Regions from separate parts of the Mus musculus genome. Here regions 1, 2, 4 and 5 are each linked to region 3. The links are chromatin loops, found by intact Hi-C in ENCODE. Cell type or tissue: left cerebral cortex. All regions are shown on one strand.

Evidence for each region. Hi-C counts contacts between places; a loop is a spot of excess contacts. Peaks named below come from ENCODE experiments on the same cell type or tissue, not always from the same donor. Only the 100,000 strongest peaks of a DNase experiment are listed, where the experiment ranks them.
Region 1: it touches region 3 in a loop (7-fold over the local background); 6 of 42 quality-filtered maps call a loop at or near these places.
Region 2: it touches region 3 in a loop (5-fold over the local background); 11 of 42 quality-filtered maps call a loop at or near these places.
Region 4: a loop joins it to region 3, with 2.2 times the contacts of the local background. A loop is called at or near these places in 7 of 42 quality-filtered maps.
Region 5: it touches region 3 in a loop (6-fold over the local background); 5 of 42 quality-filtered maps call a loop at or near these places.

The regions. Positions count from the first base shown.
Region 1 is chr4:8,687,363-8,692,362 of GRCm38, reverse strand. It overlaps Chd7 (chromodomain helicase DNA binding protein 7), which reads right to left and starts at 1,957. Exons shown (of 38, transcript NM_001277149.1): 1 at 1,588-1,957. In left cerebral cortex, CTCF peaks have their summits at 162 and 2,315; DNase peaks (open chromatin) are centred at 296, 1,279 and 2,068; H3K4me3 peaks cover 2,519 bases; H3K27ac peaks cover 1,609 bases.
Region 2 is chr4:8,644,306-8,649,305 of GRCm38, reverse strand. Gm42253 (a long non-coding RNA gene) reads left to right here and starts at 4,460. Exons shown (of 4, transcript XR_881099.1): 1 at 4,460-4,756. Gm8273 (predicted gene 8273) reads left to right here and starts at 1,849. Exons shown (of 1, transcript NR_168732.1): 1 at 1,849-2,343. In left cerebral cortex, no CTCF peak of the experiment used is centred here; DNase peaks (open chromatin) are centred at 1,062, 1,762, 2,019 and 4,900; H3K4me3 peaks cover 2,535 bases; H3K27ac peaks cover 1,804 bases.
Region 3 is chr4:8,532,947-8,537,946 of GRCm38, reverse strand. It overlaps Rab2a (RAB2A, member RAS oncogene family), which reads right to left and starts at 2,303. Exons shown (of 8, transcript NM_021518.3): 1 at 2,039-2,303. The coding sequence starts at 2,084. In left cerebral cortex, a CTCF peak has its summit at 2,890; DNase peaks (open chromatin) are centred at 1,719, 1,821, 2,274 and 2,834; H3K4me3 peaks cover 2,799 bases; H3K27ac peaks cover 2,005 bases.
Region 4 is chr4:8,586,911-8,591,910 of GRCm38, reverse strand. The region is part of intron 6 of Rab2a (RAB2A, member RAS oncogene family); the gene reads right to left. Among named protein-coding and RNA genes, the nearest start is that of Rab2a, 54 kb to the right of the region's middle. In left cerebral cortex, a CTCF peak has its summit at 3,031 (motif pointing right); DNase peaks (open chromatin) are centred at 2,437 and 2,724; H3K27ac peaks cover 1,369 bases.
Region 5 is chr4:8,600,064-8,605,063 of GRCm38, reverse strand. It overlaps Rab2a (RAB2A, member RAS oncogene family), which reads right to left. Exons shown (of 8, transcript NM_021518.3): 7 at 622-690. Among named protein-coding and RNA genes, the nearest start is that of Gm42253, 42 kb to the left of the region's middle. In left cerebral cortex, a CTCF peak has its summit at 1,972 (motif pointing left); no DNase peak of the experiment used is centred here.

The DNA.
Region 1 (5,000 bases), 150 kb before region 3:
ATGTGGGTTGCTACTTTTCTTTTGTCCATTGTCTGTTCAGAAGAGGGAAGAAGAAGGGGGAAAAAAAAAAAACTAGTTTAAAACCCAGGCGTGAACAGTCTCTAAAAGTGACCTCCAGGGAGAACCGCGCTGCCGGGCCGGAGCTCCTCCCGGGCCGCCGGCTCCACGGGGGCGCTCACAAAGCGGGCTACCGGGCCAGAGTTTGGGGTGCGCTCCCACGGCGCAAGGCTCCTCGAGGCAGAGCCATCCGGAGAAAGGCGACTCGGGAATGATGGCTGCTCGGGGCCAGCGGCTCCTTCCCCGGAGCCTCCTGACCAGTCCCCCGCCAACCGGCCGCCCCCTCCCCGTGCCACTCAACCCGCGCCGCCTCGCCCACCCCGCACCGCGCCCCGCCGCGCCCCGCCCGCGCCCCCAGCGAGCCCTGTCCCCGGTGCGAAGCAAACAAACAACGCGTTCCCCGCCACCCTCCTTCCTCTCTCGCTGACCGCTCGGCCTCCAGCCACCTCGGCCGCTCGCGCCCCGAGCCGGCTCTCCGCGGGGCCACCGCGTAACCCCGGCGCTCCGGGGCCACCTGGCGACCCCCGCCCCCGCCCGGACCCCCGACAGGCTGGGGGGAGGGGAGCGGGGACGCGAGTTGGGATCGCGGATTAAAGTCGCTATTATGCCGCCGCTGGCGGCCCGGCCAGCTCGGCAAGGTGGGGTCCCCCGGTCGCCCGCCCGCACTCGCCCCAGCCCGGCTCCCTTTCTTCTCGTCCTCGCGCACTTGGGAGCTGCCGGGGAGCCCCAGGAACCCCTAGCTGCGGGCTCGGAACTCTGCGACCGCCGCCGCCACCGGCTGGGCTCGGGACGCCCCCCGCGCCGCGTGTTCGCGCCACCCCCGCCCCCGCCCCACGCGGCGCCCCGCGCACTTTCCCTGCCGCCGACCCACCTCGCCCGTGGCCGTCCCCGCACGGGCTAGCGCCGCCGCGCCCGCAGGGACGCACTTTGTTCGCGCCGGTGCGGCCGCCGCTCCCGGCGAGCGCGGCGTGGTCGGGCCGGAGCGGGGGGCGGGGGCGAGGCGGGGGGCGCCGCCGTCCCCGAGCCCCGCGCTCAGCGCCCCGCGCCCGCGCGCCCGCCGCCGCTCGCGCCGGAGTTGGAACCCAACTTTTTCCTCCTTCCCTTTTCTCTCGAACGCAGCCGGCAACTCGTGCTCGGTGCCGGCGGGAGGAAACGCGCTCGCGCTCCCCAGAGCGCAGACACGCTCCCTCCTGTCCCCGTCCCCCCCGACGCCGGCAGCACAACAAAAAGCCATTTACATGCGAGGAAGTGACCCTCGGCCGCCCCGCGCGCCCCCGCCGCCGCCGGCCCCGCGGACGCAGGCAAAAGTTGGGGCGCGGGGCGGCGCTCGGGCCGCGGGTTCGGGCCCCGGCGGCAGCAACGCAGGCGACCGGGCGGGCGGCGCTACGCTCCTGCCGACCGCGGCCCCCGCGCACCTCTCCCCGCGCCCCGCACACGCCCAACTCCCCTCTCGCAACTCCGCGCGGCCGCGGCCCGGCACGGTTTCCTGCCGCCGCCCCTCCCGGGGGCGCCGGGGAAGTCTGCGCTCACCGGCTCGCTCCTTCGCTCGGGCTAGTCAGCCGCCGCGCGCCGTGGGGAACAAAACGCAGAGCGGCTCCGGAGTTGGCTCGGCGGCCGCGGCCGGGGGCTGATCCACGGACGCGGAGTTGGCCGCGCGCGGACGGGGCTCTGGCGAGTTGCGGGGTCTCCGGGTCCCCGGGCCGCCTCCTCCGCGGCGCTCCTTTGTGTAATTCCACTCGATTCAAGTTTAATCCGATAGTTCCCGAGCACGAGCGCGTCCGCACCACCACGGCTCAACCCCCGCGCCGCCGCCGCCACCGCTGCCGCCGCCGCCGCCGCCGCCGCCGCGGCCCCAGCACGCCAGCGCCTGCGCGCGCCCTGCACGCCGCGCGCACGAGCCTCCCGGGCCGCGCGCGCCCGCGGCCGGCTCTCTCCGCGGCGCGCCCGCGCCCGCGCGCCGCCACCTGACGTCAGGCGCGCCTGGCATAATTTATGCAAGAATTCGGCCGGGGTGGCGGAGGCCGCGGAGAGGCCGAGAGAAGGGGGCGGCGCGGCGCGGGCGGCCGCCCCTTCCCGTCCCGCCGGGCGCCGGCGCAGCGGGCGGGTGTCGGTCCCGGTGCGCGGCCGCCGCAGCCTCTCGGGCCGCCTGCTGCCAGCGCTCTCGCGCGGGTGCAGAGGGTGCCACGTTTCCGCGCAGCACCTTCCCGGAGCCGCGGTGCGCCGCCCTGGGGCAGGAAGCGGAGGCCCGGAGCCCGTAGTGACCCCCCGCCACCGCGAGGGGTGGCCAGCCCGGTGCGGACCGAGGAGGCTAGGGGTGTTTGGGTGTCTCTTCTGTAATTATCCTTCAACTTGAGATGATTTTCCCACACGAAATACCTAGGATGGACGCCTTTCCTTTCAAATAGATCCATCCCTGCCTCACCACTTGGCTTTAACTGACGTCCTCGGTGATAGGACAGCGGGATCTGCCACTAAATCAAAAAGTTTTAACTAGAGAGCATTGATTTTAGTTGAATTTGTTAGCATGCCAAAAAACGAAGGGATAGCGCAATGGTTATGAAACAAAGAAATAGGATGTGTGCCCATTTTTAAACGTGTCAGAACTGGAGTGTTTTCATCATTCCTTCGCCAATGTGGCACTAAATATCATCTTCCAGCTTTGAATAGCCGACCTTCTTGCCCATTTCTCTTTCCGGTACAAGATGAATATTAACCTTGAAGACATTTTTTAAATTAGTTTCCCTCTTGTGTAATAGATATTTAAACATTTACTAAGCATCTTTTGTGTGTGAAACACGGAGCAGATTTATAAACGGTCAACAATTGTAAACTCCAGTATGGTTTTATTAGGCTAAAGACTGCACTCACTTATAAATAAGGAAGGAGGTTATACAGCCAGCTATGACAGCTGTGTAAGTGCTATTGAACTCAAAAATCGTAGAGAAAAGGCAAAGCATGCTAATCTGGCCCACTGATGGTTGTACTACTACTGAGCTTAGAATCACACAGTTTTATATGGACAAATGACTTGCCAAAACTGCTTCATTTATACTGCAGCTTAATCAGTTAGACATCTATCTCCTAATAGAAATAGTTTTACTCTTTTTTTTAAAAAATTTTTTTACAATTGTTGCTTATTTAAGTGCATTGATTCTGGTTTTCTTTCGCCATAAGTTGGATTTCTAAAAGAAACATAGTCATCAAATAGTTTACAGATAATCAGAAGAAAACATTAACACTACAGGGAAAAAAATGTGACATTGAAAATCTACTTTTTTATAGCTCCAGTATCATAAACCAAAAATCACAAATCTAATGTAAGTCTTCCACTTATAATAAGTTTATATCCCTCAAAGTAAAACTATCATAGATACTTGGGGGGGAATCTCACTTGTCAGACTCGCATCTATTTCAAGACAACTTACAAGCTAAATAATATGACCTCTACATTTAATGAAAGTATAACGTTTAGGCTCCAAGTGACTATGTGGAGGTCTCCTGTTGTGTCCTTGTGTATTTCACTAGGACGTTGGGACACTAACTTTTGTAATGTGCCAAAGATAAACACAGTCAGTGTGGGACATATCAGCCACATCTCCCCTCCCTGACTTAATATCCTCCTTATCCGGGAAGTCCGGGTTAGAAGTCCAGGCTTTCAGAGGTTCTGCTGGTGCAGAACTCCAAGGGCCTTGAAAACCCGAAGACCCTCAGGCGCAGACCTAGGCAGCTTTGTACCGGCTAAGCCTCAGCTCCCACCCACCCCCCACTACCCTAAGCCTGGAACACTCTTCTCTCCGTTTGCTTCTTTCTTGAAGTTTTCCCAAAGAGAATCATTTGAATTCACAAGCTTTAGCTTTAAGTATGCAAATACCTCAGGGCCAGATAAGGGTCACTCACAGCCAAATGTAAACTCCTGCGGAAGAGTTGCTTTTCTTCCCAGCACCCAGCTGAAGCTACCCCATTGACAGATTTTTACATTCTTTTCACATTGGATTGTAAGAGGTTCCAGGCTTGGTTCTAGGCGCTTGGCGTGAAGCTAACAAGGTTCCACCCTTTGCCGTCTAGTTGATTGGTAGTTGAGATTCAGTGAACAGAAAGAACAATGGGAGGTCTACATCCTCGAAGAATTAGGGCTTGCTTGTCCAAGCTGCTCATGCCCTGAGGGCAGCAGAAAGGTGTTATCGACCTAGGAGGTAGGGCTCTAACAGATGGAGTGGGAACCCATTGATTGCAGTTAGGAAACACAAACACATGACCTGTGGCTAACAGAAAAGGGAAAGCCACTTCCAAGAACTCAGAGAGATGGAACTCACCAGAGTAAGGCTAAGCTCTGCTTAGACAAAAGTTTGACTGTATTGGGGGAAAATAACCGGAGTGAACACTTTATGACAGAGAGTCATTTGCATAAACAGAATAACGGAGACGCACTCAAACTTCTAGAACATCTACTAAAACTTAAGCCCTATCAGTCTCTCAAATATTTTAAAATCTAAACTGTTTTTTTTTTTAAATTTTTCTCGTTCCGGATGGTTGTGAGCCACCATGTGGTTGCTGGGATTCGAACTCCAGACCTTCAGAAGATCAGTCGAGTGCTCTTACCCACTGAGCCATCTCACCAGCCCCTAAACTGTTTTATAAAGCACACTATTTCCAGTATAGAGGGACTGAAAATTGTTCTACATCCACATTTACCAAATTTCTGTTCCTTTCTCCAGTCAAGTCATTTGCATTAAATTATGATGCCGTAATCCCACTGAAAATATGTAGAAAAAGAGGCATACATAAGGATGTTGTGTACTGAAGGAAACACCAAAACCAAAGCCAAAAGTTTTCTTTCTTTTTTTAAAATGTGTTTTCCTGTGCATTGGTGTTTTGTTTGCAGGGTGTCAGATTCCCTGGACCTCCAGCCATATGGGTGCTGGGAATTGAACCTGGGTCCTCTG
Region 2 (5,000 bases), 110 kb before region 3:
AGTCTGAGCTAAAATAAGTGTTTCTGACCATTAAGCTTCAATCCGAAATTCATTTTATAAGCCACACATGTCATTGCTAAGAGATTTATAATTTCAACAAAACACACTAATTTAAAACTTATATCTTTCAAAAAACCAAAAAAAAAAACCCAAAACAAAAAAACTTGTCTTAAAACTTGTATCATGTTATGTATATATAAAATTTCTTATAAACTTGTAACCCAGCATTCTAAAAAGAAAAATATAGCAATTATAAATATATTGACAACCCAACCAGGCTACTGATTATTTGTTGGTTTTCTGTGCCATCAGTGTGTATGCTAAAAGGGTTATTGTCCTCTGATCAGATACTGCCAAGATCACCCCAGAAACTCGGAACAATGTGAGCAGGAAGCTACTGGGGAAATGAAGTTGGGTAGAACAGCCAAAAGAGAGGTCAGCACACTGCGGTACTTAGGGCTAAGGGCACGGATTCTCTAATCCTCATTTTTGGAGAAGAGAAGGAAGCCACTACACTAGACCAGGAGACAGGGAGGTGCGGCAGCCCCTGGAGAGTCGCACCGAAAACTGAAAACAATGTCAAACTGAGTACAACAGGGTAAAGGTTAGGATCGAACCTGGCACTAAAAACCCAGCAGACAGAGCACTGAGTGGATTTTTTTAGAAGGTATTTTTTATCCTGAGGGCCACAACGATTCCTTTAAAAGATTTTAAACGGGAGGGAAGTGATCGGATTAAAAGGAGCACCACCCATTTAGTCCACTGTAGTGGTGGGGGAAGGGTTGAAGCGTGGGACACGCGCAGTGAGCAGGTAACAGCGGGGATCCGGGTGGAAACGCCGGGCGCGCGCACCGAACCGGAGGGAGCCCTGAGCGGAAGAGCAGACGAAAACGGATTCTGGGGCTGGATGAGTTGGCTTGAGGGGCTGATGACCAAGTAGAGATGTCATGGCTGAGATATGAAACTAGGTCTGAGGATCGGTGCTGAGCTCCATGTGAAAGAGATGTTCAGCCTCCAAGTGAAATCGCCTGGGTTTCAGAACAGAGGTGGTCTGGAAGCAGGAGGGCGCACGGCTAGTGGGACAAGATCGGCGAGAGGATGCAGAGTCGCCTGCACAGCCGAACAATATTTATTTTCTTTTTCTTCAAAAATACTCGGAACCCAAGACCAGCAGTGAGATAGATAGGTAGGGGCTCCAGCGTTCTCGTTGAGGGACGAGAAATGAGATTTTTGGGGTAGGAGTTGGTCACCGTGAGTCCTAGAAATAATCTTCCGCTAACACGCCTGTGGTGCCCACAAACCAACTCAGAGCATCGAACAGTTGACACAGAATCTTGATCAAATAGATCCCCGACCCCCGAGAAGACTATATCATAGAAACGTGTTTGCTTTAAAAAAGTATCGCGCTTGTTTCTTCCAATTCCAGTATTTAAACAGTTGAGTGACCAACTTGCAATTTTAATAAATACCGCATTCAAACTATGCATCCACTTTCAAAACACTGAAACTGAAGATAGTCGTACTCTACCAGTGAGTGCAAACTTTCCCGATTTTTGCCCGTGGAAGGTTCTGGGGAATCGCTTAAGAACACGGCCGGTGCCCCAGGTTTGCTAAGCCGCGGACTGAGACAGCACCCGCAGCCCGGGCCCGCACCACTGGCTCCTCCCAGCCCATTCCCCACCTCCGCTAGCAGGTCCCCCACGCCCCGCCCTTCCCACGGCCCCGCCCTCCCCAGGGCTCGGGGGGGGCGGATCCAGGATGCCCATCGCTGATTGGCTAGCTTCGCATAGCCCCGCCCCAGGGCGCGCGCAGGAAGCGGTGCGGACACGCGCGGCGCGGCCCCGCGGGGAAGCGTCCGCGACCCTCGTTCGGGCGTCCTTGACCTGCCTCAGGCGAGGCTGCGTCCCGAGAGCCCTCCTGCCTTCGCCGCCCGCCTCGCGGACCTCCGGGCTCTGGTCGAGGCCGCCGCCCGCGGTGCCCGGATGTCGCGGGCTTAAAGGGCCAGTGCCGCGCAGCCGCCGCGACGTGCGCTCCGAGCGAGCGGGCGGCCCGGGCAGCCTGAGGAGGCCCGGCTTCCGCAGCCGGCCGGTCCCTGTGATTGGCGGAGGCGTCCAGAATGCTGCACGTCGTAGGTTCCGCCTTTGCCGGGTCAAAATGGTGCGGGCGAGGCCCTGCACTGGACGGCCCGGGCCTGGCGATCGGGGACCCTAGAAAGGGAACGCTAAGTTGTTTGAGATCGCGGATAGGGGCGATGGCGTCGAGGTGCGGTTTAAAAATTATACGGTCCTCAACAGGAAAAATAAAATTGTTGTGTTCGACATTAAAGATTTCTTTTAAAATGGATATTAAGGGATTTCACAAGGGCCAACTTGTAAAAACAACTCGTTTTGTCTTTAAGGTTAATTAGAACCTGTGACAGTTCGTTTAATTAAGCAAAATTAACTAGTCTATTAAAAAAAGTGTGTGCGTGTGTGTGTGTGGTGTAGATATAGAAGAAGGTTTATTTCTTAATGCTTGTTTTCTACGTGGGTAAAATTGAAATGAGACCGAATAGCTTTCCGAGTTTGTTTATACTGTTAAAATACCTTGATTCTGATTCTAGATTTAAAATTTTAAGATGTCCTTTTGTGTCTGAAATCCTTAGAACAGGTGAGACTTTTCAAAAAAACCCTTGAAATGACACTTATTGTATTGTTTTTGAAAAAATTTATATGGAATTTGTTTTAATCGTGTTTCTAATCATTTAAGTCCAATATTGGAATAAAGGGAAATTAGAAAGTACCGAAGCTTGAAGAGTAGCCCCGTTTCTGAGCAAAGTGAAAGGATTTTCTTTTACCCTAAAGACGTCTCCTAGGTGCTGGAACAATAAGATAAAGAATAGTTTAGGGCCGGGCGTGGTGGTGCACGCCTTTAATCCCAGCACTCAGGAGGCAGAGGCAGGCAGATTTCTGAGTTCGAGGCCAGCCTGGTCTACAGAGTGAGTGTCAGGACAGCCAGGGCTACACAGAGAAACCCTGTCTCGAAAAAAACAAAAAACAAAACAAAACAAAAGAATAGTTTAGATAGAACACTGACTAATAACAAGGTATGGTATGTCTGTATGAAATGCGATAATGAAACTTGACACTGTGCCTCCTAACTTCATAAATTAATAAAAGTGACTACTTTTTCTATTTTTACTCCAAGTATCAAAGTAGTAGATTTTATTTAAAATGAAGGAGTGAAAAGACAATGAAGAAAAAGAGAAACACAGGAAATAAGATATGAATAAATGGAAAATGTTCAGAGAACTTAGGATAAATTCAGTATTTGCTTATCAAGAAACTGGATAGAGGAAAATTACTCTGAAGTTAAAACAGGCTTGTATGAAATGGTGTTTTAGCTTCATGCCTTCTTCAAAATATAAAATAACTGGTTTCATTTAATTGAATACTCAATGAGAATTAAAGACATGGAAATGACAAAAGCAGGAACAGAAGCCTCCAGAAAAGAAGATGAAGTTAATGACACGCTTCATTTCAAGAGACATGAGCTCATTTCCTGTTAGAGGGATTCCTCCCAAATGAGGTTTGGTGCTAAATAAATTTATTTTACAGACCTTCCTTAAATCTGTGCTGGGGGGTGGGAGGAGACGGAAATGGAAAATGGAAGCGATAAGAAATGTAAGGGAAAATGTAAAAGATTGCAGCTTCCTTTAATGGCAGCCCTGGCCACTGCTGCCACCGCTGCTACCTCCTCCCCCCTCCTCCCCCCTCCTCCCCCCTCCTCCTCCCCCCCCCCCCTCCTCCTCGGCCATTACAGTATAGGGATAAAAAAGCTGAGTGGGTAATGGAATGGCTCAGTGGGTAAAGTCACCTGCTACCAAGTCTGGTAGTCTCAGTTTGACTCTCAGGACTCACATGGGAGAAGAGAAAATGGAGTCTTCTAAACTTGTTCTCTCTTCCACATGCTCACCATGTCAGAAGAAGTGTTATATTCCTGGAACTGGACTTACAAATGGCTTGTGAACTGCAGTGGGAGTGCTGGGAATTGAACCTGGGTCCTTTGGAAGAGCAACCAGCTCCCCAAATAGTGTTTTAAAACCAGCTGATACTGGCTAGAGAGATGGCTCAGTGGTTAAGACCACTGACTGCTCTTCCAGAGGTCCTGAGTTCAATTCCCAGCAACCACATGGTGGCTCACAACCATCTGTAATGGGATCTGATGTCCTCTCCTGGTATGTCTGAAGACAACTACAGTGTACTCATATGCATAAAATAAGTAAAAAAAAAAAAATCAGTTGGGACACACACATATTTTCTTGGTATTTTTTTAATTTGTTTATTTTATTTATGTGAGTACACTATAGCTGTCTTCAGACACACCAGAAGATGGCATCAGATCTTATTACAGATGGTTTTGAGCCACCATGTGGTTGCTGAGAATTGAACTCAGGACCTCTGGAAGAGCACTCAGTGCTCTTAACTGCTGAGTTAAGCAACCCTGGTATTATTATTATTATTATTATTATTATTATTATTGTTATTTAAAAGTAGTTGAGTATGGGTAGTTCACACTTGTGATAATCCAAAAGTAAACGACAAAAGGTTGTAGTTATCCCCAGGAGTGAAACAGGAGGAATTTGAATGAAGTAAATTTATGAAAATTTCTACCATTTAAATGAATTGATTTTTGTAGGTAAACTGCTTTTTACTTGTGAGCTATTGAGTGAATGGCTGAAATGTAGAGCTGACTTGGAGTGAAATAAAAGCCACTGGTAAGTACAAGCAGCAGCTGATATGCTACAGTCTACTGTTTGCCCTGCAAATAGGTCTGCACTTGGGTCAGGAGCTTGGTCTTGGCAGCTCACATATAACCATGAGTTATATATATAGTAACGTTATGTATGGAAACTTTGCTGTGTGCCAGATACTGTGCTAAGCATCTTTTTATGTTCTGTCAAACATTTGAGAGGGCATGCAAGGATTACTGCTATGCCTATTTGAAATGTGCAAACTGGA
Region 3 (5,000 bases):
CTACACAAATACCTATAAAATAAGTCTGGAATAAACACCAGGAAAACTATATAAATTGAGAAATATAATCCAGAAAATAAGCAGTTACTTCTAACCAAGGTACCAGGTGAATACTGGCATATATAAGAGGTCAAGATATGTTGATTCTGCAGGCATTATGGAAGGCCGGGGCAAGGCTTTAATTAAAAGATTAACAACATTTCTTAGGGAATGATAATGGCAGAAGGCAGGCCAAACAGAGGGAGGAGGAGGGAGCAAGGAAGCCTCAGAAGCCAGCTATTGGGCTCACAGGCAACAGCAAGGTGATGCAGTAGGAAAGAATGCTACAAGAGCAGGAGGTACTTTAGTTCACTGAGGACCAAACTAAAGCAAGAGCTTGACAGAGTAGTTCAGATGAAACTGAGGCTAAGCTATACTAGTTGAACTGGAGTGTGGACCAAGTGCTATCTACAGCCCAGTGAGCAGTCAAAGGCCAGAACTAGGTCACACCAGAATGCCAAGAAAGGAGTGTCTTCCCTTCAAACCACAGGGACTGTTTACGGATGGGGACCATTTCCTGAGAACAGAGCGTCAGCTAGTTAGTATCTGTCCTCCCAGTATTCCCTGCACATTACTAAATACTAATAAAAACACGATACCCTGCAAATACTCAATCTAAATTGTGCTGCTGCTGGGACAACCAAGTGGTCAGTTATTCCTGTTTCACACACCCAGGCACACTGTAGTTAGTCTGACATCTCCAATTTTACTTGTTTTTTTTTTTTTTTTTTTTTAAAATAACTCAGTGCTTTTATTTTAGATACCACTTTTCCAGTTTACAAAATATGGCTTTATCCAGTACCTTGCATAGAAAACCATCCAGTTTCCTTACACACACACACACACACACACACACACACGGCTGAAAAACTGTATTAACTGCAGGAAGTTTGTGTTAGGTAGCAATCAACATACTTCCAGAGTTACTTATAGAACCTGCTACATCATAGGGCAACCTCAAGATGCTTCTACATTTACAAAGTTGTGTAAGGGGTCCAGGTTGTGCAACACTCACCACTGAAATCAGACTCTAGTGTATTAATAGTTTTAACACCTAAATAAGCTTTACGTTTATTATTAGATTCGAAATATGGCCCAAATCGCAGGTATTCAAAGTATTTCATGAACAGCTTGCTTATTTGCTTCAGAAACTTATGAGGATGCTATTTTTAAGTGGGAACTTTTTTTTCCTTTTTTTTTTTGCTACAAATGTACACGAGGTCACCTGAAAATTAACAGTTGTGATCCTGGACTTGACAAAACCGAAAAAAAAGAAAAAAAAATCAGTAGTAAGTCAGCATACCCACAGTATGCTCACACCCAGCCCACTGACCTGCCTTGCATTACTATCAAGTCAAATAATGCCAGCATACACGTGGCAAAAGTCGCCAGAGCTCAATGGTGCTTTAATGATCCCGAGAAGAATTGCCCTGCCATCGAGTCATGTGATCTCACTTATTCGGACTTGGAGATTGAGGATATTTCCAAAAAAATTTAGGTTTTTTTCTTTTCCTTTTTTAATTTTTTTTTTTCCTCCCCAAAAGGCTGTCCCACTTCAGGGTGCGCCTTGCCAGGGCCTAGACGGAAGCGTGCAGGTCGGGGAGGTGGGACCAGGGAGAAAAATCTGGACCGGGGCCCGTCACGCTCCAATTCGTTCGACTTCCCTCTCTCTCCCCGGGCCGCGGAGACAGTCGAGGCGGGGGCCCCCCGGGGACGGCCGTGCTGCTGTCACACTCTCCGGGAAGTGGCAAACGGCTGCCGCGGGCCTGGCTGCAGCGGGCCCGGGCGGAGCAGGGAAGGAAGGCCCAGGCAGGCCGCGGCCGCTCGCAGCGCCCACGTCACCAGCGCCAGCACTGCGGAAATGGAGCGGCGGCCAGGGGACCGAGGGAGGATGGGAGGAAGGGAGGCGCTGCGCCCCCGACCCGCGCCGCTCGGCGCCGCCGCCGCCGTTTGCCCCGCCTGCCCGCCCCGGTCGCCCCCGGCCCGCCGCCGGCCTCACCTGTGTCGCCGATGATGATGTACTTGAAGAGATAGGCGTACGCCATGGCCGCGGCCGCTCCGTGCCAGGCTCACGGCTCCTCCTCCCGCTGTGCGCCTCCTCCGCGCCCTCACCGGCGCCGCTCGGCCGCGAACCCGGGCCCCGCCCGCCGTCGGTCGCCGTCAGAGCCAGCAGCAAAGGCCGAGGGGCAGCGGGACGAACTGACAGCGCCGAGCGCGGAGCACAGCGGCCCAGCCCTTCGGAACAATAACAGCCGCGGCGCCTCCGCCCCGCCTCCGCGCCGACCCGGAAGTGCTGCCGCCGCCTGCGCCGCCGGAGGAGAGGGGAGGAGCCGCGGCCGCGCCCTCCGGTCGGAGTCCCGCCTACCCCGGAGCCCCGCCTACCAGGCCGGGGCTCGGGGAGTCGCGAGGAAACGGAGCCTGCTAGGTTCAGTCGCCGCCCTCTCTCTCTCTCTGTGTGTGTGTGTGTGTGTGTGTGTGTGTGTGTGTGTGTGTGTGTGTGTGTGTAATCGTGGTATGTCCCTATAATGCTGTTATGTCGCTCTTAAAAAGATGTAAAAAAAAACCCAACTGTATAAATATTGAAGTAAATATACATTTGCATGCTGTTTATCAGACCAGGATTCTAAGTGCAATGTTGTGTATAGGTGTAATGTGTACAATATATGGCTTAATCATGTTTTGTGTATGTATTGTACGAAAAACTGAAATAAATACAGAAGCAACATGAAAGGAAATACCTGGTATGACATGATGGAATTAGTAAAAAACATATGTGTGTGCATGCAGTTTGAAGGTACTTTTGCCTTTGAATATATTCTGTATATATTGCCAGTGCTGCCAACTAGAGGCAAACCCAGTTCTTTAAAAGCCCAGATTTTAAAGAAGGTGGAGGACAGAGTTAGTTTACTATCTGAAACAGTTTTCTAGAGAGCCCACTTACAAGAAAGTGACTATCAAAAGGACAAAGGTTACTACAAGTAAGCCATGCATTTATAATCTCAGCACTTGGGAGATAGAGGCAGGAGGATCAGGAATTCTGGGTCATTCTTTACAACACTGAGGGGTCAAGCATGAGACCCTATCTAAAAAAAAGTGTGTCCCCAAAATGTACAGATAAAAGCACTTGCCATGCAAGCCTGTCTTGAGTTCATTCTCTGGAAACCACAATAGAAGGAGAAACACACACACAAAGTGAGAGAGACAGAGAAACAGAGAGAATATAGCAGAATGATGTTCGTGGATCTGTTCAGGAAATTTAAGAGTTGTGTAAGGAAGCTGATTTAATGCTTCCATCTCTCTTCTGTTGCTGGAGGAGGAATGAGTGGGCTTTTGTGGCTTTCGTGGCCAGCCTCCTGCTGACTGTCATCCCTTCCCTTGGGAATCAACCATTCTGTGATTATAGTTGATGGTACCATGCTAGGATGACTGAAGTTGGTTGCTACTTCATTTGCACAACTGACAAGCAGGACCTCACTAGGTTTTTCTTCATTACTAGGGAGGTGGTTTGCTAAAGGCTCAGGAACTTGATGTGAAAAGCAACTGAAAAAAATGGGGTTCACTGGTCTTTGGGACCTTCCCCGGGTGCTTCAGGCTTGAGGCTGTTTTGCCTAAGGGACTTCACTCAAGTCATCTTTTCTGGGTGTCTGTTCAGAAACTCGGGTCCTTACTCTCAGAGTGTGGTCTTTACTATCTCAGCTCCCGAAGGACAACTCTGTAGACTGTAGGAGCCTAGCCTCCTTTGTAATCAAGAACAGTCCCTAGAGCAGACAGCTAGCCAGAGAAGTTGTGGCAGGCCATGCAAGGCCTTGTGTGCTGAGATATACACATATAGAACTCTATACAGGAGACACAGGGAAATTATGAAGGGAAAGAGGTACACAGAAAAAACCTCACAGCCATATATACACAGTGCTAGAGGCAATGTGGTGGTATAAAGAGCTTAGGAAACCTGGCTTCTGGTCTTGACTCTGTCCTGATTGGATGGTTGTGACAAATTGTTCTTGCCTTTCAGTGTATGGATCTGTACAAGGCTGAAGTTGGTCATTTAGGAGGGCTGCTTTACATTGGAATGTGCTTGGCTGTTTGTCTGTCCAATCTCCAGATGTAAATGTACCAGTTAAGGTAGTAATCCTACCCCCCCCCCCCACCGTGAAGATACCAGGGCTATACAGGTGTCCCAGGTTCGTGTTCCTGTACGGGGCTGCTCTCTTTTAGTGCGCAAAGATTGCAGAGGCCACTGCACCACAGCAGTACGATCAAGTGTGAGTGGGGACCTGATTTTCTTTATTTCTGAGTTTTTTGCTAGATTGTTGTGTACATCCAAGAGAGTGGGCATGTGTGTGCTATGGCCCTCTACCAGGCCAGCGTACAACTTCTTGGAATTGGACTCTCCCAAAACACTTGGGTCCCAGGGGTCAAATGCAGATTGCCAAGCCTGGTAGCAGGTGTCTATCTGCTGAGCGGTCTCACCAGTCCAAGCACTTGATTTTCATATCTTCCTCTGAGCCTCAGATGAGGGTGGTAGGTGCTTTGCAGATTCAGTGTATTGGCTGGAGATAAGGCTCAGTAGAAGGCTTACTGTGCAAGCATGAGGGCTTAAGTGTGGATGCCCATCACTGGAGAGGTGGACACAGGCGGATCTTACAGATCAGGGAGTACAGACAGCTGAATTAGTAAGCTCCAGATTCACGGAGAGACCGTGCCTCAAAACCCTAGGTAAAGAGCCAGTGAGGAAGATAGCCAGTGCTGATCTCTGACTCCTGACGCAGATGCACACGCGCTGGGACACACATGCACGTGCGGACACACGAAACACAAACTGAAAAGTAAGAAACAACATATAGAAGAAAAAAATTAAATATTGTAAACATTATAAAAAAATAAAGCTGAAGGTTGCTGCTCAGTATTGCAGTACTGTCCCCGGAAGGACTAAAGCCCCGAGGTTCCATCCCAAGCAAAGT
Region 4 (5,000 bases), 54 kb before region 3:
GTGTTCCATTATTCTAACTCAGCCGTTGTCAACTAGGACTAGTGACACTATGGACCAGACAATGGTCCTCTGCAGTTCCCTCTAATCCTCTTTTGTCCCTAAATCCACCTTTTATGAACGAAATCATTCAGCTGGCTAATAGTAAACAGTAAATGTATAGATTATATAAGCTTATTTCCACTTAATGCTGAAACAACAGTGGTGTTATGTTTTAAATATTCTAATTCCTTCAAAGGAAATATAACCCACATATCTTGGTTTCTACTTGTATTACAAAAAGCACATCTTTGTTAAAATATATAAAAGGAAACAACAGACTCATTTCTAAAGACCAACAAGATTCCACTGGGACTGAGCCAGTACATAATCATATAGACTTAATTTTCTAAAAAGAACTCATAATCAGATGGTCCATTAATCAGAAAATAGGGACATTTATGAATCACTTATCTTTTATCTTAATTATCTTTAAATGCACCATACATGTTAAGAGATGATTCATATGTGAGACATTTACTCATTTGGCTGTTTATATAGCCGGGACTTTAAGCATAGGGTCTCCAACAGGTAGGACAATGTTTAACCATTAATACCCTGACTTTGAATGGTTTTGCTCTTCCAGCCACACATGAGACTGCTTAGACAACTGCAGTGTCAATTTTCCAAAATGAGCTAATGGATAAATGTGTTTGGCTTTCAAATGGCTTTTACTTAATGATACAATTAATTCTGCTTAAAAATATTGCACACATGGGGGTTGGGGGCTGGAGAGATGGCTCAGCAGTTAAAAGTACGTGTTCTTGTAGAGGACCTGGATTTAGTTCCCAGCACCCACAAGGCAGCTCAAACCATCTGTAACTCCAGCAACAGGCATATATGTGGGCAAAAGACCACACATAAAAATTTAAAAATCTAAGAAAAAATAAAAAGTATGCCATATAGACCATGAATAAATAGTTGGATGTCTTACCTTCAAATCAGGTCTCTTATTCCATACATACTAGCTGTCTTTTTGTTTTTATGAATATTAATCTAACATCTTCAATTACTGTGGAGACATTCTCTATCTATCTATCTATCTATCTATCTATCTATCTATCTACCTATCTACCTATCTACCTATCTATCTATCTATCTATCTATCTATCTATCTACCTATCTACCTATCTACCTATCTATCTATCTATCTATCTATCTATCTATCTATCTATCTATCTATCTATCTATCCACCTATCCACCTATCCACCTATCCACCTATCCACCTATCCATCTATCCATCTATCTATCTATCTATCTATCTATCTATCTATCTATCTATCTATCTATCTATCTATCTAATACAGGCCTGAATATTAACTCCATCTTGTTTGGTACATGGTAAACACATTTAAGAGGGACTGAACTACAGAAAAAGGTACTCTTTTTGCAAAAGGATACGTGAAAACTCCAAGTGTCACACTTAACATAATTTTATTAACCTAGTAATGTGAAAATAAATTTAGTATTCAAGAATTTATAAAGTATAATTTAATCTTTAGATCCCCCTAATAAAACTTTATAAAGGACCAAATTTAAATGAAGTTGTTATTAGTATTTTAAAAGAAGATTTATTTCTATTTCATTGGTTTAAGTGTTTTGCCTGGATGTGCGTATGTGCAGCACATGTGTGGCTGCTCACTGAGGCCAGAAGATAGCATCAGTTCCCCATAACTGGATTGACACAAGACTGTGAATCACCATGGGTGTTTGGAACTGAACCCAAGTCCTCAGGAAGTGCCAATGCTCTTAACTATTAAGTGACTTCTCCAGTCACAAAGTTAGTTATTTTGTTTAATTTTTTTGATCAACCTTTTTATTGAAATAATTGTCAACTGATATAAAATTGTATGAAGTAATACAACCACCCAGTGGCTTTTCCTTAGTTTTCCCAATGGTGACTTCCTAGGAAATTATAGTACACTATTTACAAACAAAATACCAAAAAAAAATATAGTAAAACAGAATAAAGATTATTATTGTAGCATGTTGTGTCAGTTGTATAGTAATGGCCCCTTAGGCTCATATATTTGAATGCTTAGTCACCATTCAGGGAGTGCAACTCTTTGGTAGGATTTGAAGGATTAAGAGGTGTGGCCTTCTTGGAGGAAGTGTGCCACTGGGGGTTTGAGGTTTCAAAAGCCCATACCAGGTTCTCTTCCTGCAGGCTGTGGATCAGAGCTCTCAGGAAGCAGAACTCTCAGATACTTCTCCAGCACCAGGACTGCCATGTGCATGCCCGCCATGCTCCCTGCCATGATGATAATAGACTAAGTCTCTGAAACTGTAAGCAAACCTCCGATCAAATGATTTTTTTTAATGGGTTGCCTTGGTCACAGAATCTCTTCACAGCAATAGAACAGTGACTAAGATAGACTCTTAAGTGTTGTCTTTTTATAGTCTTAACACTTCCTCCCATGCAACACCCTCCTGCGTCCTGGCAGTGATTCATCTGTACTGTGGACTCTGCGTTCATCACCTGAAGGAAAGAGGGCAGAAGAAATCACACAGTGGACAAGGCTTAGTGTTTAAGTGAGTTTAGTTACCTGGAGCTTCATCCAGTATTTTCATATAACAACAGTTTTTCCTATTTTATATTTTAGTAAGGAAGTTTCCTTAGACCCAAAAGGTGCTTGCTAGGTTATTTCTAGCTTGGGAGTGTTATGAATGAAGCTGTTATGAATATCGGCCTATAGGTTGCTGTGCAGACAATCATTTCTCTTAAGTGCCCATGGGTATAATTGCTATGTTGACTGGGAGCTCCATTTTAGTGTAGACTGCTGAGGTGTTTTCTAGAGTGGCTGTGTTACTCAGTCCTACCATCCATGTGAGTGCTCTCCACCAGCATATGGTACAGTCATCCCTGGTCATCTGGGCTACTTTGATCCCTATCTCCTTAAAGCCTCATTTGTTTGAGACAATGTCTTGCTATGGAGCACTGGCAGGTATGGAACTTAAAATGCAGACCAGTCTCCAGTAGGGGTCATCTGCCTCTGCCTGAGTGCTAGGATTAAGGCGAACACCACCACCACACAACTGATTTTTTGGTTTTAAAGTCTAGAGTTAGTCTTTTATTGGATCTGGGCTTAAAGAGTGTTTTATCTTGGTATGTAGAACTGTCATTTTTTTTTTTAAACATAAGAATGCTTTACAGAGCACAAGTTCTGAAAGGTCAATTTATTAATTTTTCCTTTTAAAAGAGTTATTCCTTTGGAGGTAAGTATCTGCTAAGATATAAAACAGCTCAAAGTTTTATACTTGCTTTCACAAACCACTGCTGAGTTTATTTTCTTGTATAACATGTGAGGTTCCTGGGGTTTACCTTCCACTGCAGGAGCACTCTTTGTTATTAGGTGCTCTCATCACTGTGCACCCTGTGCCTTTGTTAAGTCAGCTGTTTCTGTGAAAAGATTTCTAAGCTACTTATTACTCTGCTCTCCCCATACTCATATCTAGCCTTCATGAGCTCCGGTCTTAGTGGTCACAGCTATGTGACACCTGAAACAAAGTAGTGAGACTCACCCTGTTTTTCCTTCCAGGTTGTTTTGGTTACTGTAGTCCTTTTGCATCTCTGTATGTATTTTATATTATTATTTTCTACATCTACTAAAAATGGAATTTGCTTTGATAGAAATACTTTTAAACCTTTATGTCAACCTGTAAAGTAAGTGTCGTTGTTTTAGTCAGTGTTCTATTGCTGTGAAGAGACACTAAGGCCATGGCAAGTCTCTGCCTTTTTTTTTTTTTTTTTTTTTTTTTTTCTGAGACAGGGTTTCTCTGTGTAGCTCTGGCTGTCCTGGAACTCTCTCTGTAGATCAGGCTGGCCTTGAACTCAAGAAAGAGCTCCACTGGGCCTAGTGTAGGCTTCTGAAATCTCAAATCCCACCCCCCAGTGATGAGGCCACACCTACTCTAACAACTAGAGGTCAACATTGGTTGTCATCCTTAGTTCCTTTTCAAGCTCAGTTTTAAAGGTTTTTTGAGACAAAGTCTCTGTGTAGCCCTTGGCTGTCCTGGCCCTTGCTCTGTAGACCAGACTGGCCTGAAACTGAGATCTTCCTCCTCTGCCTCCCAAGTACTGGGACTAAAGGTGTCTGTCACCATGCCCAATTCTACCTTACTTTTTGAGACCGTTATCTCTCAGTGAACCTAGTACTCACTGATTTGACTAGAGTGGGTGGCTCCTGGGATTTGACAGTTTTTGCCTTCCCCAACTCCCAACATTGGTTTTCAGGCATGTGTGATGAGTCTGGCTTTTCTGCAGATGTAGTAATTCTAACTCAGGTCCTTTTGTTTGCAAGTCAAGCACGTGACCCACTGAGTCGTTCGTATCTCTAGCCTGCTACACCGATTTTTAAATTTACAGCTAAGCATTTAATTTTTGTGATTATAGATGATACTGAAATGTGTACATTTTTCCACTGTCAGTACTTGACAGAAATATAGTTATTTTTTGTATTTATCAAGTGTCTACCAACCTTGCTGAAGTACCCTTAATGATTCTAGACTTTTACCTTGTAAATTTCTGGAGATTTTCCTACTAATGTAATCATGTCACTCACAAAAACAGTTTTGGTTTTTCTGTCCTGAGCTGTACACCCACCCACCCACCCACCCACCCACCTTCCTTCCTTCCTTCCTTCCTTCCTCCCCCCTCCCCTCCCTCTCTCTCTCTCCCCTCCCTCCCTTTTGTATTAGTGATATTAGCGTGCATGCTAGCTAGACCATCCATTAACATATTCAATAGTGCAATTATGACCAGACATAGACACTTTTTCCTTGTTCCTGAATTGAGGGACAGGGCATTCAGCTTATCATTAACTTTAGTTATGGTGTACAAACACACACACACACACACACACACACACACACACACACACTCTCTCTCTCTCTCTCTCTCTCTCTCTCGCTAACATGGTGAGGAAGTTCTCTTCAAGTTTATTTTCTGAGATTAAAATGAACA
Region 5 (5,000 bases), 67 kb before region 3:
AAACTGTGTTCAAAATAACACGAGAGAAAGCTATGCCAACTGTTAATTATGTATATTTATTTGGTCTTCTGAAAAATGTGTTTTGCTCTAATTAGAGTATTTCCAAATTGAGAATTGCCTTCTTTCATACCAGCAGAGACCATGTTGCAAGAGTCCACAGGCCATGCATTTATTTTGGATATCTTACTCCCCAAAGAATAAGTCCATGTGGGTAAACGCAGGTTTCCTTTGCAACTGAGGTAGTTTACATTCTTTTTCACAGTTTGCAATGGATAAACAGGGCCTTTTATTTTAGTCCAATTCCGTAAGTGATACTCTACTAGCATATGGCACCTAACTGAAGTGCTCCACACACAGGTAACATAAGCACCTACCTATTGTACTCTATGTACCATAACTGAGCACCTAACTGAAGTGCTCCACACACAGGTAACATAAGCACCTACCTATTGTACTCTATGTACCAGGCTTTCAGAGAGACGATTGCTAACTAATGTGCCAATGGATGACCAACTGAACCATTTTAGAAATAAAAAATAAATAATAAAATCAGGACTCCAAATACTAGGTAGATGTCAATTCAAAGTTAGTGTTTAGTGAACAATATTTGCATATACATACCTCATTATTAATGTCAAAGACCCCTTCTTGGATTTTTTCATAAATTTCTTTTGCTGTGTTAATAAATGCCTGAAATATAAAGTAGAAAAATTGGTTTATATTACTCAAAATTACAACAGTAAAGAAACATTATACACAAGCTCTACAGGACTGGAGAGATGGCTCAATGATTAAGAGAGCTTACTGCTCCTCCACAGGACTTGAGCTTGATTCCCAACACTCACACTGAGCGGGTCACACCGGCCTGTAACTCCAGCTCTAGGGAATCCGATGCCTTCCGCTGGCCTCTGTGGGCACTGCCCTCTAACCAGGACGCTGAGAAAGAACTCTTGAGGGGTAGATAAGCTGCCTCAGATGGAGGGTAAAAGTACTTGCCATAAACGCTTGATCATCTCAGCCTGATCCCAAAAAAGGAGAACAGACTCCACAAAGTACCTTCCATACCGAGGCATGAGTGTGCCTGTATACACACACACACACACACACACACACACACACACACACACACACACACAAATGTTCTTGACAATATCATAACAATTGGTACATAAAAATTAATTTTTTGTATATTTCTATTAATGACAAAACCTTGATCACCACAATAGATGCATAAAAATCAATGATAAACTTCAACAACTTCTCATCCTGAAGCCATCCAGTAAAGCTGGAAGAGAAGGGAAAGCTCTTGAGTGATGCAGTATCTAAAGCGCAGTTCTCAACCTTCCTACTGCTGTGGCCTCCTTTAATACAGCTCCTCGGCTTGTGATGTTAGTCCACTGCTACTTCATGACTCGAGTTTTCCACTGTTCTGAACTGTAATGTAAATGTCTTATACGCAGCTGTGATGTGCGACCCACAAAGGGGTGGAGACCTGCAAGCTGAGAACTGCTGATGTAGGACAAGGCACACTTCATGGCATCCTCCCTGGGAAGACCAAAAGCTTCCCTCTAACCTGAGGACGCAAGGATTCGTGCCAAACTTCATTTGAGTCACAAACACTATTTATAATAGCCAAAATACAAAACAACATGAAGTATTCCTGCTAGTGAGTGAAAACTAAAAAGTGGGCTTCTGCTGGAACATTTAGCCATTGAAAGGATGAAGGTTTAGTCTTCACCCTTTATACTGTGGTTGACCCCTGACAAACACGCACAGAACATACGAGACATATATAACTTGGGCTGGAGAGACATATGAGACATATATATTTGGGGCTGGAGAGACAGCTAAGCAGTTAAGGGCACTGGCTGCTCTTCTGAAGGTCCTGAGTTCAATTCCCAGCAACCACATGGTGGCTCACAACCATCTATAATGGAATCCAGTGCCCTCTTGTGGTGTGTCTGAAGACAGCTACAGTGTGCTCATATACATCACATATAATTCAATCCCACTTATATGTAATGTCAGAACACTCAAAGTCACAGGCAGAGAAGCCAGCATTAGTTACTGCAGGTTAGGAGGGGGAAGGAGAGTGAATGTCCACTAGCATTTCTTTGTGGGGGTCTCAGAAATGTTCTTGAATTATTACACTGTGGTGATAGCTGTGCAATTCTGTAGATAATTAAATTTAACTAAATGTACAATGAAAAGTGTAGCTTTTATGGTAAGTGAATTCTATCTCCAAAGCAAATTATCACCAAGGAGGGGAAAGAATGTCTTAAGAAATGTGTGCAGGAGAACCCATTTAACTAGAGACTTTACACACGCCAACATGTTTGCGCTAGCTGATTTCAGAGGACAATGTTCTACATGGGACTGCTTTTGCCATACTTAATATGCAGTCTGAAAGACAGAGTCACAGTCAGGCCAGGAGATGGCTCAGCAGGTTAAAGTGTTTATTATAAAATCCCAAAGACTCAAATTCAATCCTGGGAACACATTTCAAAAGCCAGATATAGTGGCCCATGTCTAGCAATGGCAGCATTCCTACAGTGAGACAGAAGGCGAGGCAGCAGCTGGGATCTATGTGTGCAGCACAGTGGCAGAAAGTGCAATGCACGCACACATAACTCATGTGTGCTCGCTCTCTCACATCCACTCTCTCAATACATCTATAACACTAAGAAGAAGAGACTCAGGGTTTGGATGATAAAGGGACACTGTTCACATTGAAGAGTTCTGCCCTGGGCTACACAGTGCACTACTACACTGAAGAAAATTGGGACGAGTATGAGAAACTACTCATCAAATTACGCCTGTAAATTATTCACAAGTATCCTATGTTTATGTAGTCTATTTAAGGTATTTTATGTGAATATCATCAGTGCTACAGAGGGTGCTCAAACTCTGATAGGGTCTAAACTATCAGATTTGAGAGAAGTAGAGTATTAACCAGTGTGATGAGGAAAGACGTCTTCAAGTAGTATTTTATGAAAACTCCCAGGAGGTCTTCCGAACCACCAGCACAGATCTGATGGACTCTTTAAGTGGTAAAGGGCTCACAGAGAGGTAGAAATCCTACCTCTCCTCATTTAGACACTGGAAACATTTGACGGCTGAAGTTGCTATCGTAGCTTTTGCTTCCAATTAACAGGACTGTTACGTTTTCACCTTCAAGGCCTTACAGCTCCCCAGAGCAATCAATCTACGGCAGCTCAATTACTGTACCAAGCACACCCCAGTCAGCAAAGGAGATCGGAACGACTGTGGCAGGGACACGGCGGTATGAATATGCATACATTCTAAGTGGCCGATCAATTCATTGCAGAGGGTCATGAGAATTTGCCACAAAATAATGAGAATAATTAATCACTGATGAGTCACAAGGCACTTAGGACGCAAGCACGGTTTTCATGTGTGTTGGCATTAAGGTGAAGGGGAAACTGGTTTTCAGCCAACTAAGAACTGGTCCATATTCTTCAAAACTGAAGTTATCCTTATAAATAAGTAAAAATTTAACTTTATTGCTAACAAGTCAATTACAATGATGGCTTCAGAAACCTAGCTAACTGAATTCAAAGACACAGACTCTGTGAGGCTGCAACTCTATTGGAGCTAACACAATCTCTCTCAGACAGACTACAAGGTTCCATATATGTAGGGCACCATTTATGAGAGGGCTAACATTGCCAGACAAACTGTAAGGTCCTACATATGTAGAGCACCCGCATGTGCATGCTAGCACAATGCCAGACAGACTACATGTCTCATAGATATAGAGCACTATGTGTGAGAGGGCTAACATTGCTAGACTTCACAGAAACAAGCAGTGCTAATCGTAACCTAGTACAGAGAGACTCATCCAGTTAAACAAACTGTTGTTTGGCTAACTTGTTGAGAAATCATATTAAACCAGGCACAAGAAAGCTATGCTATGTAGAAATTTCCAAGTTACTATACTAATTTTATCCCCTAAGCAGTATTTACTACTTTATTACACACTTTAAAAAGCATAGTTGTAACACATTTGAGATGTATTTTATATCTGGAAGGCATGAAATTAATTTTCTTTGAATTGAAATATATAAATGGTTATAAATTTTTCATTATCATTCAGTCTCTCAATGGAGTAGTTGTTGAATAATGCCACCTCTAACTCTAATTTTCTGATTAAACACCGAGGACATTAAATTTTTTTCTACCTAAGTACAATATAGAAAATATGATATAAATGCAGTTTTTGATACTTCAAAATGAACATTTACTATATACTATTGGTGACCAGTGACTGATTTAACGATGCCTTGGAATGTGAAATCCAGCACGCCACACGCAGACATCAGCACACCAATTTTGAACTGGCTAGCATGAAGATTCTCCAAATACAATGAATATTAACCAGCACTATTAAGACTCATTGGTGATCATACAAACTTCTAAGTACTGGAACCACACAAAAGTTCTCTCTTTTCAAGATTCAAAATTTTTCAGTAATGAGAAATATTCAAGGATATACTAACAAACTGGCTGGGGTTAAAATAATAATTTTGATGGACATGGCTCAATGGTTAAAAGCACTTGGTGCCCTTGCCAGGGAACCTACGTTTAATTACCAGCACCCACATGGCAGCTCATAACTGTCTATAATTCCTGATTCCAGGGGATCCAATCTCTTCTTCTGACTTCCACAGGTATCAGAAGCACACATGGTGAACATACATACATACATAAATGTAGAACACTCATACATACAAAATAAGAATAAATATATATTTAAAAATGCTAATTTCACTCTTCATTTCTTATCAATCTTCACAGATATTTGTCAAGTGCTAGTTCATACTGTCAATTTGACAAGCGTTAGGGCTACCTAGGGGACAAGCCTCTGAGCACAGCAGTTAGCGACTGTCTAGATTAGGTTACCTGAGGTGGGAAGCGCATCGTCAGCTGGCAGCAGCATTTTATGGACTACTGTTCTGGACTGAATAGGAGGAACAGTT